Regions from separate parts of the Homo sapiens genome. Here region 2 is linked to region 1. The links are chromatin contacts, found by Hi-C or POLR2A ChIA-PET in ENCODE. All regions are on one chromosome and are shown on one strand. The core of a region is the stretch at or near the end of the contact, and the rest is flanking DNA. Distances in the headings are between cores, read along the strand shown.

Evidence for each region. Hi-C counts contacts between places; a loop is a spot of excess contacts on that map. ChIA-PET counts read pairs that join two places held with the same protein, here RNA polymerase II (POLR2A). Pooled maps may share reads with other maps.
Region 2: a loop to region 1 is called in a map of PC-9, with 5 times the contacts of the local background. The contact joins two enhancer-like sites. A Hi-C loop is called at or near these places in 4 of 168 maps with a recorded cell type or tissue (CD8-positive, alpha-beta T cell, PC-9, heart left ventricle and 1 more) and 1 of 50 pooled maps. POLR2A ChIA-PET finds 5 or more read pairs at or near these places in 6 of 52 experiments (A673, AG04450, BJ and 3 more).

The regions. Positions count from the first base shown.
Region 1 is chr9:109,097,087-109,104,202 of GRCh38, reverse strand. All of the region lies in intron 3 of TMEM245 (transmembrane protein 245), which reads left to right. Among named protein-coding and RNA genes, the nearest start is that of TMEM245, 19 kb to the left of the region's middle. Within about 2 kb of position 5,627, at least 15 of the 41 ENCODE cell types and tissues checked have a DNase peak (open chromatin) inside an H3K27ac peak, as active enhancers do; they include PC-9, where a contact is called at or near this core.
Region 2 is chr9:109,060,851-109,068,095 of GRCh38, reverse strand. It overlaps TMEM245 (transmembrane protein 245), which reads left to right. Exons shown (of 18, transcript NM_032012.4): 10 at 3,529-3,619. Among named protein-coding and RNA genes, the nearest start is that of MIR32, 18 kb to the right of the region's middle. Within about 2 kb of position 2,640, at least 2 of the 41 ENCODE cell types and tissues checked have a DNase peak (open chromatin) inside an H3K27ac peak, as active enhancers do; they include PC-9, where a contact is called at or near this core.

The DNA of each region.
Region 1 (7,116 bases), core at 4,378-6,877:
ATAATCCAATTATACTCTTAGTTATTTTAAAATATACAGTTAAATTATTGACTATAGTCACCCTGTTATGCTATCAAATACTAGGTCTTACTCTTTTTAATTTTTTTTTTCTGTTTTTGAGATGGAGTCTCGTTCTGTTGGCCGGGCTGGAGTGCAGTGGCATGATCTCAGCTCACTGCAGCCTCCACCTCCTGGGTTCAAGTGATTCTTCTGCCCCAGCCTCCCGAGTAGCTGGGATTCCAGGCACCCGCCATCATGCCTGGCTAATATTTGTATTGTTGTAGAGATGGGGTTTCACCATGTTGGCCAGGCTGGTCTCGAACTCCTGATCTCTGGTGGTCCGCCTGCCTTGGCCTCCCAAAGTGCTGAGATTACAGGCATGAGCCACCACGCCCTGTCCATTTTTTTAAACTTTTTGGTACCTATTAATAACCACTTCCAGCTTCCCCGTACCCTCTCACTATCCTTCCCAGCCTCTGGTAACCATCCTTCTGCTCTCTATCTCTGAGTTCAATTGTTTTGATTTTTAGATCCCACAAATAAGTGAGAACATGAGGTGTTTGTCTTTCTGTGCCTAGTTTGTCTCACTTAGCTTATATGGCCTGCAGTTCCATCCATGTTATTGCAAATGACAGGATCTCATTCTTTTTTTTTGGCGGAATAGTACTCCATTGTGTATAAGTACCACATGTTCTTTTTCCATTTATCTGTTGATGGACATTTAGGTTTCTTCCAAATTTTGGCTATTGTGAACAGTGCTGCAACAAACATGGGAGTCAGCAGTGTTTTGTAGTTTTCTTTGTATATGTCTTAGACCTTTAATTTATTCCTTATTCTTTTTGATACTATCATGTGGAATTGTTTTCTTAATTTTCCTTTTGGATGGTTTATTGCTGCTGGGTAGAAATACAACAGATTTTTTGCTTGTTGATCTTGTGTCCTGCAGCTTTGCTGAATTTATTAGCTTCAGTAGTTTCTTTGGTATATTCTTTAGGATTCTGCATATGTAAGTTCAGTCATCTGCAATAGGGATAGTTTGACTTCTTCCTTTCTAATTTGCATGCCTGTAATTTATTTTTCTTGCCTGATTGCTCTGGTTGGAATTTCTAGTACAAAGTTGAATAGACCATGTGCTTTTAAAGATTATTTTGAGGTACCCTGGCTGTGAGTGACCTATATCTGCAAATAGTTTGTTAAAGGTAGAGGTCTCTAATGAGTTGTAAGTGGGGAGGTTGTCAGGATATAGTAGTGGTCCTCAAATCATCAGATCAGACTTCTGGTTACCCAGCCGTGTGGAAGCAGCTGTGACTGGAGAGGTAAATCTGAACACAAAGCTTCTACAGTTGACCAATACTTTACTCCTTGCTTCTTTCTGATGGCGATAATAAACTCCAAGAGCAGATTACTAGCTGCAGTATGTTTTAAAAAGAATTAATTTCTCAGATAATATGTGTGTTGCAGTAAAGTTAGGAAATACAGAGAAACAAAAGGAAGAAACTAAAAATCACTCAAAATCTCACTGTCTACAGATTATACCAAAATGTTAACTAATAGTTGTTTTGCCTTTAGGCTTTTAAAAACACAAAAAAACTAGATCACAGTGAACATTCTGTTTTGTAACCCACATTTTAAACTTAATTATGTCATGAGGAACTTTCTGTGTCAATGAATACACTTATAGAGCATTATTTTTAACATCTTCATTTTATTCTCATCATGAGGCTGTTTGTGGTACTCTGGTGTATTTGTACAGGTACCTTGTAAAAGTTTTTAAAAATTAATTTGCTTTTTATTATTTTATTTGATAAATGAGTAATATCTAACAATTGTAAGCCATATTTTTATTTGTAAATATATATTTAGAATTTTAAAATTCCTGAAACAAAGTAACCATAACTATATATCTCTCTGACAGTGGAAAATAGGGAAGATTTTATTTTATTTTATTTTATATTTTGGTGTCTAAGTTTTCTTTGTTCAGCCTGTCTTCCTGGTTATAATCTGTTAGACTCTGTGGTTATATATCTGACTAGTGGAAGTAAATTTCCTGTTTTGGCAACTGCTGTAGAAAGCTTGGCAGTTTCGACTTGTTTTTCTGGTTAGTTTTATCTCCTTTGTTTTCTTTCACCTAATGGCAAGTGACTCAGACAGTTCTGCTTACCCTTTACCTCTTATGCCAGAATGGTTTCCCCTTTTGACTGCTTTTGTCCAGGGCCAAGTAAGTAATTGTTATAAGAATATAAGTAATGCAAGTCTAAACCAAAGGTTGTGGTTGGGTTTTCTCTACGGTGTAAATTCTAGTCATCTCATGACAGCAGCCTAGAAAACTGTAAGGGTAATAAGACTTCTAAGACCAATTTTTGAGCAAGGGGAAAAAGAAGACCATGGTCGATTATGAATACTAGCCATAAACTTAGAGTAGTGATGTGCTGATATGCAAGCCAGATTGCTGTTATTTGTATTACAGGCTATGACAAGGAAGGAAATCACAGACACACAGAATAAATGTTGAGTACAGATTTGGAAATCTTGGTTTTATTTATTTTGTTTAACTTTCATTTCAACCTGTGTCAAGATAGGTGATTATTGATCTAGAATCCCTTTCTGGACTTCTAGTCTAAATAATCCTCATCATAAAATAAATCTTTTAAGTGTTTCTTTTTCCTAAATTTCTGAGTATTTTTTTCTTCTTGCCCCTAAGAACATCGTTTCTTTTTAAGAATCAGAACTCAAACCATCTGGTGTGTAATGGGACAGCCCTTCTCTTGTACTTACAGTCAGTTTCCTGCTGTAGATGTCACTGTAATATAGGTAGGTACAGGAATGCTTTAGTATACTGCCACAACAGTGTGTGCATCGGCTCTTTCCTTGTCATTTCCAGTGTCCCGTTGTATCACTTGCTCTTGTTTTCCAGTCACTTGTGTGGGTATCTTTCTCTATGTCTTCTGAGCTTTGAAGGTTTTGTGCTGTGGTTCACTAGACTCACAGAATTAGTCCTGGATTTCATCAGAATTCAAAGCCTGAGTTTGGTTCCTAGACCCAGAGTACTCTTCTATTTATTTATTATTCTTATTTTATTTTGTTTTTAGAGACTAAGACTCGCTCTGTTGCCCAGGCTGGAGTGCAGTGGTGGTGTGACCATAGCTCACTGCAGCTTAACTCCTGGGCTCAAGCAGTGCTCCCACCTCCGCCTCAGAAAACTCTTCTTGTGGATCATTGCTGAGTTAGTTTCAGTGGTTGCTTCTGAACCCAAGGGTCTTACTCAGTGGTTTTCTCTTAGACCTGAGAAGTTCTAACATAGTATTTCCCAAAAGCTTAAGATAATAAGGGAAAAATATTTAAGTGCCTGTCATGAGCCAAGAACTTTCAAGTGCTTTTAAATGTGCTATCTTTTTAAATCCACAAGCAAACAAAACAGAACTCAAACAAATAAATCTTTGTAAGATAGATGGTATCTTCATTTACAGATGAAGATACTTCTAGAGATTAACTGACTAGCCTGCAGTCACACAGGTGACTAGTGGAGCTAAGATTTAAACTTAGGTCCTTGGCCAGGCATAATGGCTCATGCTATAATTCCAGCATTTTATGAGGCCAAGGCGGGAGGATTGCTTGAGCCCAGGAGTTCAAGACTAACCTTGCCTGGTCAAGATAGTGAGACCCTGTCTCTACAGAAAATAAATAAATACATAAAAATAAAATAAAATAAAAATTAGCTGGGTGTGGTAGTGTGCATCTATAGTCCCAGCTACTGGGAGGGTTGAAGATGGAGGATTGTTTGAGCCCAGGAGGTCAAGGCTGCAGTGAGTAGTAATCATGCCACTGTACTCCAGCCTGGGCTACAGAGGTGAGACCCTGTCTTAAAAGTAATAATAATGATAATAAATAAATAAACATAGGTTCTTGACCCTAAGCCCAGCGTTCTTTCCCCTCCCCAGGCTCTTTGAGTAAGTGTCAGTCATCCTGAAAAAGTATTGAGTACTCATCCTTCTTGCATCAGTTGTAGTTGTCAGCTCCTTCAGTTTTCCATATTGGTCCTGTTGACTTAACACAACTACATGACCTAGCTTCCTTGCCTCCTAGATCCCAGAAACCTTACTTAGTAGAAACCTTATGGCTTAGTCTGTTTTGTCCTGCTGTGACAGAGTAACACAGACTTGGAAACTTACAATGAACAGAAATTTATTGGCTCACAGTTCTGGAGGCTGAGAAGGCCAATGTCAAGGTGCTGGCATCTGGTGAGGATCTTCTTGCTGTATCATCACGTGGTACAAGGGCGAGCAAGAGATGGCTGGGGCTGAACTCACCCTTTTATAATGACATTAATCCTACCCATGAGGGCTGAGCCCTGATGGCCTAATCACCTCTTAAAGGTCCCACCTGTTAATACTGTGGTAACGGCAATTAAATTTAACATAAGTTTTGGAGCACAAACACTCAAACCATAGCACCTGGAATCCACGTTCAGTATGTTCCCTTGGCGTCTGAGGAAAGAGGTACACTAGCATTGTTATCTCCTATAAGTAAGGCTGTGTTAGACTCTTTAAAAATACTCTTAGTTTTTTTTAAGCAGTCTAGTGAGATTGGTGTTATGCTTATTTTACAAATGAAGAAACTTAGGCTCAGAGAGCCATTTTCTCTGAGTATAAGAAATTTCTTCAAAAGTTAGTGAAACAATCATCAGATATATCTATAATAGCCTGGATACCCAGCCTGAGAAGTACCAGCAAGTACAGCTGAGTGCTGTTCCTCCTGGCATTGGTAATTGTTTGTAAATGACTAGAAATGTCTTTGCAGAGATGAATCCTGATAGTTGCCTTACTTGTTTTGGGATAGCATGAGATATGAGTGAACAAGTTTGGTTCAGTCAAGCCCAAATTGGAAAAAGGGAGCAAACCAAATGTTTTACTGCTCCCCTCCCAGTCCCCACTTCTGATACTGCAAGTTAAACAGGCCTAGAGAAAAGTCTACTGGTCCATCTCCAGGCCCTTGTGACGTGATACTAGAAGCCATTGAGAGGGAGTTGTATTTTCCACATTAGTAATGGAAACAGAAGCCTTCTTCAAAGGGAACTTTGCAGGCTGGGGAGGTGTTATTTGGTATGCGGTGCCTGCTTCCAATAAGCATGTTTGGATGTATTTCTGGTAACTGCTGCTATCCCTGTGAAAAAGAATGGAGTGGATCAAGAAGTATCTCCTTATTTAGACTGGATTTAAAGTATATTTACCCATGCTTATTAAAAAAGTTAGTCTGCTCATCGTTGAGTTGTTGTATTAACAGACACTGTCTGACCTGTGGTCTCTTTCTTGTGTGCCGGACTCTGAGTTTCTGCCCCCTGGTGCTAGGCTGCTAATGTCAGTAGCATGCTTGTTTGGATTTGTGTAGATCCCTGTTATTTGGCTTCTGCTTAATGCTGGCCCTGTCTCTGGGTAGATTGATACCTGAAACCTTGGATGTTCTTTCCTTTTTTTTCTTTAGTCCTTGAGTCCCAAGATTATGTTCCCTTGTTTATGTGCCTATTTTTAGCTGTGGCTTTTAAATACAATACCATTCTAATACCACAACTTGGCCAAGATTCTCAGTCCTGGCATTGTTCTGTTCAGTTTATCATCTCCCTGCCTGGACTGTTGTTTTTTGTTTTTTTTTTTGGACTCTGATTCCAGGCCAATTCCTTGTGGTTTTTGAGGTGCTGAAGGGTATCATTGAGACAGAAGTCATTAAAATACAGATCTGTTGGATAAAAGCAGTTTGCCAAATCTTATATTCATAATTTTCAAATACTTTGTTTATTTTCTCTGTGTGCTACTCCTTTCATGCTTTTGTGAAGTCTGAGGTGCTCGAAAAATGTGCTGAGTCATTTGTGTATTAACTAGAAAAATAGTGCAGTTTCCATTGATGTAGCTAAGCTTTACTGCATATTTACTGCATATTTTAGTGCCATTAGCAAGTTGGAGAGTTATTCCTTAAGCCACAGTTTTGAAGATTTAATTGATTGGGTTTAGCTTTTTCTCGAATCTTTCAGTGCCTACTCTACAGATACAAGATATTTTGCTTAGCTCTGTGGAGAGATCTAAAAATGTCTACTAAGGGAAGATAGATGGCTATACTATAAAGTAGAAAGGGGAGGAGAGGTACAAAGAAATACTACAGAAGGGTTAGTGGCTTCTGCTTCTAGTTTATACTGTCGAAGCCAACAGATTGATATTGATGATGATGATAGCTAACATTTATTGAGTACTTCCTACATACCCAGCATTGTTCTAAACTTTATTTATTTATTTTTCAAGACGGAATCTCTCTCTGTCGCCCAGGCTAGTGCAGTGGTGCCATCTTGGCTCACTGAAGCCTCTGCCTCCCGGGTTCAAGTGATTCTTCTGCCTCAGCCTCCCAAGTAGCTGGGATTACAAGCATGCGCCACCATACCTGGCTAATTTTTTTGTATTTTTAATAGAGACGGGGTTTCACCATGTTGGCCAGGCAGGTCTGGAACTCCTGGCCTCAGGTGGTCTACCTGCCTTAGCCTCCCAAAGTGCTGGGATTACAGGTGTGAGCCACTGTGCCCAGCCAGCATTTTATATGTATTATTTCACTTCATTCTCAAATGAGATACGAATTTATGTAAGCCTCATTTTTACACATGAGGAGACTGGGACATCTCGACGTTAACTAACTTGCCTATAGCCATCTAAGTAGTAAGAATAGACCTGGGATTTGAACCTGGGGAGTCTTCTTTCCTCACCTGTGCTTCCAGCCACTGAATTGTGCTGCTTCCTCATAGCAAATGTGAGACCTTCTATGCCCTGGTCCCAACCTCCCTCTGCATTCTTACGCCACTCTGCTCTTCTCATTCACACTATCTTCCGGTCTTATTGAACTTCCTAGAGTTCTTTGAAGAGGGCACCTCTGCTTTTTCTTGCCTTTGTGTCTTCATATTTGTTTTTTTGTCTTCCTGAAACACTTTTCTACCCCTGCTCTCTAAGACACCAGTCTCTCAGGAGCTTCCTCTCCAAGATAGAACTGTTCTGTCTTCTTTATCTAGCTTACTTTTGTTAAAATGGATTTAAAGGATGGCATCTTTCAATATTCTTGTCAGACAGCTCCTTTGGAAACCCTTCC
Region 2 (7,245 bases), core at 1,391-3,890, 33 kb after region 1:
GCGTCCGGCCAAGGAAGGCTTTTTGAAGTTGCTTAGACTTTGGTGATTCATAGAAGGTCTGATTCTTTTTCAGCAGATAGGTGGGGATGGGATTGGAAATAGTAGGGGTCGGCATGAAATAATGATAATGGTTTCCTGCATCTCTCAGTACTCAGTGGATTCTGTCAGCAGGAGGGCAGTTGACCTTGTAGGGGATTCATGTAGATACTCCTAGTGGAGAAGATACAGTTAAGAATAAGTCCAGATGTCCTTTCTTCCAACTTGGTGTGGTTTTATATGGCCCATGTAGTCCCTTGACTTCTGCTGGATGTGCCTCGTAAGCTGGTGGGTAAATTAGACAGATTAGGATCATCTTAGTGGAGCTCTAAAGAAAATAATGATGTTATACATACTGATTCTTGTCTTCGGCAGTTGTTAGTCGGGAGCTCATTTTCTGCTTTCTCCTGACTTGTCTCAAGCCTGTTGATTCCTGTGCCTCAGGACCCTCATTAGGAGATGGCACTGAAATGGTTCTCAGTTGCACTTATCCCTTCGCTTACTTGGGAGAAACCCAGTAGGCTAAACTAAGTTGTTTTTAATCAGGGTTGTTCTCTTGGTAGGTAGTAGGTGATAGAGATTAACCTTTACCCAGGAAGGTGAAGGCAGACCAGTCTAAACTGTAGGGCATTGGTTTCTGCTGAGGGATCCCTCTTGAGTGAGTAGGGGAGTTAGTGATAGGCTGAGGCAGTGAATCTCCAAGGAAGGAGCTCAGTTCAGGGGCTGTAGAGGTGTAAGGCCGGAGTACAGCCCAGCTAAGGCAGCTCCTGTGTTTCTGGCCCCATGTCTCTTGAGGGAGGCTGGGACTGAGCCAGTACCTCTACCTTGTCCCCAAAACAGCTCCTCTCATTTGTTGCTCTTAGGAAACCTGTGTGAGTACATTGGGAAAGTGTTTTCATAGTGGCCAATAAGACGTTTTCCCAGGCCCAATAGACATTTGTGAATCATTAAGGATCTGTCCAGATACCTCTATGAATCTTCACACTTTTTTTTTTTTTTTTTTGAGATGGAGTCTTGCCCTTGCCGCCCAGGCTGGAATGCAATGGCATGATCTCGGCTCACTGCAACCTCTGCCTCCTGGGTTCAAGCAATTGTCCTTCCTCAGCCTCCCAAGTAGCTGGGACTACAGGCGCACACCAACACACCTGGCTAATTTTTTCATTTTTAGTAGAGACGGGGTTTCACCATGTTGGCCAGGCTGGTCACAAACTACTGACCTCAGGTGATCCACCCGCCTCGGCCTCTCAAAGTGCTGGGATTACAGGCGTGAGCCACCATGCCCTGCCCATCTTCACACTTTTGAATAACACTACAGGAGAGTGTTATCATTATAATATATAATATCAATATAATACCAATATATCAATATAATATCAATTATAAGTTACCATATAATTGAAAATATTTAGCAGTCCCTTCAAGCCACTGATGAATGTATAAAAGAGTAATTTAAAAGCTACTTAATTTCTCCCGAATCACATTTCAGTTTAGTGACCCAGATTTCCTGTTTATATGCTTATACTGTAAATTATTATATTTGTGTCTCTAAACGTTTGAAATTTTGTCTTACTTGCTGAGAAATTTTTTTTTTTTTTTTTTTTTTTTTTGAGACAGTCTTGCTCTTTTGCCCAGGCTGGAGGGTAGTGGTATGATCTTGGCTCATTGCAACGTCTGCCTCCTGGGCTCAAGTGATTCCTGTGCCTCAGGCTCCTGAGTAGCTGGGACTACAGTTTTGTGCAACCATGCCCAGCTAATTTTTGTATTTTTTAGTAGAGACGGGGTTTTGCCTTGTTGGCCAGGCTGGTCTTGAACTCTTGGCCTCAAGTAATCTGCCTGCCTTGGCCTCCCAAAGTGCTGGGATTACAGGCATGAGCCAGCGTGCTGGCCTTGCTGAGAAATGTTTGAGTGGACTGAGGCATTTGCCAAGAAGTTTCACAGATACTTTATTTGGAGTGTGGGACAAACTGGTTAATACTTAAGATTCAACCCACTACTGGTTTAATAGTCTACTTTTTAATTTATTCAAAAGATCTCTTATTTTTTTCTGGTTAAAGACCACTTTCCTAGGCACCATGACTTTGTGGCTGTCAGTGGCAACTGACTTTCTCTTTATGACCATCTTTCTCATACACAGCACATAAAGTTGCTGTGAGTTGAGGATGTTGCACATTTGACTTTACCTAATTGACCCTTTTGTGTTAGGTTTGTAGGATGTGTCATTTTGGGGCCTCAGGAAAGTAAATGACTAGCTTCTGCTTGCCTTCACCTTTTGGCTTCACTCTGGAATAGTTGAAATGAGGACTGTTAAATTTGTGAATGTCAACATCTCCAGCGTATATTATTAAGAGGAACAATTTAGATAATACGTGAACATATTTTCTCTTGTGGAAAACATTAGGATTGTGTAAAGGATTCTTGATTAAGGTGTATGGTACAGCCTGCTTAGTCAACAGAAGAATGAGGAGGCCACCTCTCACTGCACAACAAGTAAAGCTGTGGGCTATAGTTCCTTGCATAGTTGGAACTTTGCTCAGGAATTCTATCTTTAAAAGATCTTCAGTAGATAACCAACTTGAGGATAATGATTCACCTTCTTCATTTCCTGCATTCTTTCTGATTTCTTCACTTCCTTAGATTAGTGATTCTCAAACTGTAGCATGCCATCAGTATCACCTGCAGGGTTTGTTAAGGTACAGATTGCTGGGCCCTAGTCGTGTTCCTTTTTCAGTAGATCTAGGTTTGGGCCCCCAATTTTTCATTTCTAACAGGTTTCCAAAAAGTTCTGATGCTGCTGGTTTGTGGACCACACTTTGAGAACCCTGTCCCAGATGTTGAATATCCCAGTCTCCCAGAACCATTTTCTTTGGTGCTGAATAAGGCAGGTGACTCAGGACATGTGAACAGAGAAACCAGGCAGAGTAGAATGAAAGGGAGGTTGTGGGGAAAGTGGGTCTAAAAGCTAAGGAAACATTGAGGCCTGGTGCCATGGCTCATGCCTGTAATCCCAGAACTTTGGGAGGCTGAGGCAGGTGGATCACTTGAGATCAGGAGTTTGAGACCAGTCTGACTAACATGGTGAAACCCTATCTCTACTAAAATACAAAATTAGCCAGGCGTGGTGACGTGCCTATGATCTCAGCTACTTGGGAGGCTGAGGCAGGAGAATCACTTGAACCCAGGAGGTGGAAGTCGCAGGGTTGCACCGAGCCGAGATCGTGCCATTGCACTCCAGCCTGGGCAAGAAGAGTGAAACTCCATCTCAAAAATAAAATAAAATAAATAAAAGCTAAGGAAAGATTGAAAGGACATCCTGAATGTTAGAGACTTAGGACAGTTAAGCCTGGAAGTCCTGCTCATGATGCTTTGGTATCTGTGTATTGGTGAATGATCAACAGTCTGTCTGTTATGGATTAAGCATATCAAGTTCAAAGCATTATTGGTACACTACACAGAAAGTGTACTTTTTTCATTTTTTTCTTTGTTTTACATTAGTTGGCTTCCTGAGGCTCAGGTAGTCCAAAGAGCCCTGAATTCTGCGGCTAACAACGTGTATCAGTATGGACGAGAATGGATAACTCACAAGGTAAGGGAAGAAACTTTCTTTGTGGCTTTCTCTTTTCAGGGTCTTTACTGGTGGTTGCTTGTTGCTTTGATAAAACATAAGTAGAAATGCTATTCACAGCAGTAAATAGGCTTAAATAAACAGGTAAGCAACATACAATGAAATCTTTTGAAAGATCACATTGAATAGGGGTAGTACCCTGAACAATCTGAGAGGTTGGTCATGTACTTTTTCAAGATAGATGTGATTCATTACTTGTGAGTTAGGACAGAATGATCACTTGGTTTGGGTAGTCAAATAAGGCTTTGTAGAGAAAAAGGTATTAATGCATATTAAATCTTATTGTCTGCTGATAACTGTCTTTGGCAGTTTCCAGTTATTTTCATTTAATATTTGTTTTTTTTTCTTTTACTGTTTCTAAGAAGCCTGCAGTATGAATTATTTTGCCTGCTTTGCAGATGAGGAAACAAGACTCAGCAAGGCTGAGTCAGTTCCCAGTGGTCGTGTAGTAAATTGCAGAGCTTGGTTTGAAACTGAAGCTTAACTTCAAATCCTTTGTTTCTACTGTAGCATGCTCGCAGTGTGTGCCCAGAACTGGATTAAGTGCTTTTGATGTGGCACTTGAGATAAACCTTGAAGGAATGGCAGATCAAGGAAGAGTGGATTTTAAGAAGGGTATTTGTGTGAGCCAAGATGCAGAGACAGGAGTGTGCTTGAAGAGATGATTGAGATGCTGAGACAGGAGTGTGCTTGAGGAAATGATCTTGACTGAAGTGGAGGGAGCTTTGTGAAGGGGAAATGAATGATAGAGGAAAGGCAGCACAGTTAAGGATTAGATTCCACCATATGGATTTGGGATATTCTTTCCCTCCCTAGTTTTGCCTGTAGGAATAAAGGTAATTTGCACTTTTAGTATACTGAAATAATTAGGATTATGTAAGAATCGACAGGATTTGTTGCAGTAAGACTTGTGCCTAGAAAAATATATTAGTATGTGATTCCATATTGAAAATTCAAAAACAAAATCTAAAAAAATAATATAATGGAAGATACGCTGTATACACATATATGGAATCAGGCTGGCCGTGGTGGCTCACGCCTATAATCCAAGCACTTTGGGAGGCCAAGGCAGGCGGCGGATCATGGGGTCAAGAGTTCGAGACCAGCCTGACCAACATGGTGAAACCTGGTCTCTACTAAAAATACAAAAGTTAGCCAGGCGTGGTTGCGCACGCCTGTAATCCGAGCTACTCAGGAGGCTGAGGCAGGAGAATCACTTGAACTCGGGAGGCAGAGGTTGCAGTGAGCCGAGATCATGCCACTGCACTCTACTCTCAGAGACGGAGAAACTCCATCTCAAAAAAAAGAAAAAAAAATTAGATGAGCTTGTTTACCTCAAATTAGATGGCTCTCAAATGATGTTCTGACTATGCTTCATGCTTGGTTGCCTCTCATATGCAGAGGCATATCAGGCACCACCAACAGTACTTGTGTTTCAGTGATGTGTAGTTTTTTTTTTCTTTTTGTGGAGAGGGAGTCTTGCTCTGTTGCCCAGGCTGGAGTGCAGTGGCGTGATCTCAGCTCACTGCAACTTCCACCTCCTAGGCTCAAGTGATCCTACCACTTCAGCCTCCTGAGTAGCTGGAACTACAGGCATGCACCACCATGCCCTGCCAATTTTTCTGTTTTTATAGAGACGTGGTTTCACCATGTTGCCCAGGCTGGTCTCGAACTCCTGTGCTTACGCAATCCTTCCACCATGGCCTCCCAAAGTGCTATGATTACAAGGCATGAGCCACGATGCCTGGCCAAATGGCTTTATTATATTGAATATTTAGTTTTCAGTTTATGAATAAATCAAATATAAAGGAACAAATATGAACAGATACGTTTGCATTGAATATGTCTAGTAACTGGTTCACATATCTGTAAGGCCAGCATCAAATAGGCAAAGAGTAAGGAAATAGATGTTGTAAACTAACGTGGGAAAATGGTCACTCCTTTCATTAATAAAGAAGAAAATAATAAATAATGGCTACATTTCACACCTGTTAAATTCCCTAAAAATTTTCCAGTTAGTTCATAAGGCTTTGAGGAAATTGGGTCATTTATGTAATTTTAGAAAGCATTAATTGGTATATTTCTTATTATAGAAGTCAGTTTACCAATGCATAGCAAGAGCCATTAAAATGCTCATTTTCGGCTGGGTGTGGTGGCTCATGCCTGTAATCCCAGCACTTTGGGAGGCCGAGTCAGGAGGATCACTTGAGCCCAGACCAGCTTGGGCAACATAGTGAGACCTTGTCTCTACAAAAAATAAGAAAATTAGCTCTGTCTGGTGTCAGTGCGCCTGTGATCCCAGCTACTTGGCTGTCTTAGGTGGCAGGATCGCTTGAGTCTGGGAGGTCCAGGCTTCAGTGAGCCATGATCATGCCACTGCACTCCGGCCTGGGTGACAGAGTGAGACCCTGTCTCAAAAAAAACAAAACAAAAACTCATTTTATTTGGTTGCAGTACATTTATTTATGTCACAAGTAACCCTGCAATGAACATCCATATATATCCTTAAAAACTATGTAAAAGGATGTTCATTGCAGTGTTACTCATGACACTAAAAATTAGGATTCATGGGTGGGCGTGGTGGCTCATGCCTGTAATCCCAGCACTTGTGGAGGCTGAGGTGGGCAGATCACTTGAGGTTAGGAGTTCAAGACCAGCCTGGCCAACATGGTGAAACCCCATCTCTACTAAAAATACAAAAATTAACTGGGTGTGGGGGCGCACACCTGTAATCCCAGCTACTCAGGAGGCTGAGACAGGAGAATTGCTCGAACCTGGGAGGCAGAGGTTGCAATGAGAGTCGAGATCGCGCCACTGCACTTCAGCCTGGGTGACAGAGCAAGACTCTATCTCAAAAAAAAAGAAGGATTTATTGTATATCCTTAGAGTGGGTAATGATCAGCTAATACCAGAACGTAATGAATTAATATAAAAGTATTAAAGATGAAGGTTAGTGATGAAGGCTAAAGATTGAATGTTTATAATGAAGTAGAAAAAATTCTAAATTGTCTCTATGTAAATAGGCAGAAAGTTGCAGAGGAAATAGAAAAATGGAAACAATTGTATTAAGGAAGTGGGCCTACAAACTTCTAGAAATTCTTTGGGTTTTTGTTTTTTTTTCTGAGACCAGGTCTTACTCTGTTACTCAGGCTGGAGCATGTTGGCGTGATCACGGCTCACTGCAGCCTCAACCTCCTGGACTCAGGTGATCCTCTCATCTCAGTCTCCTGAGTAGCTGGGACTGCAGGCATGCGCCACCACACTTGGTAATTTTTTTGTATTTTTGTAAAGATGGGGTTTCGCCATGTTGCTCAGGCTGATCTCAAACTCCTGGGTTCAAGCGATCTGCCCACCTCAGCCTCTGAAAGTGTGAAAATTGTTTTTTATATTATAATATGGTTTTAATAATAACTAAGTGGGACAACATTTTATAATGATAGCCTTCCTCTAAGTTACGTTGTCTCAGTGTACTTGATTTCCACAAACCCGGGGCCAGTCTGATCAATTGTAAATGAGACCGGACATCTCTCAGCATGCAAATAGAGGAAGGATTCGTGTTTATAGCCAACATCCTAAAATTTTACTTA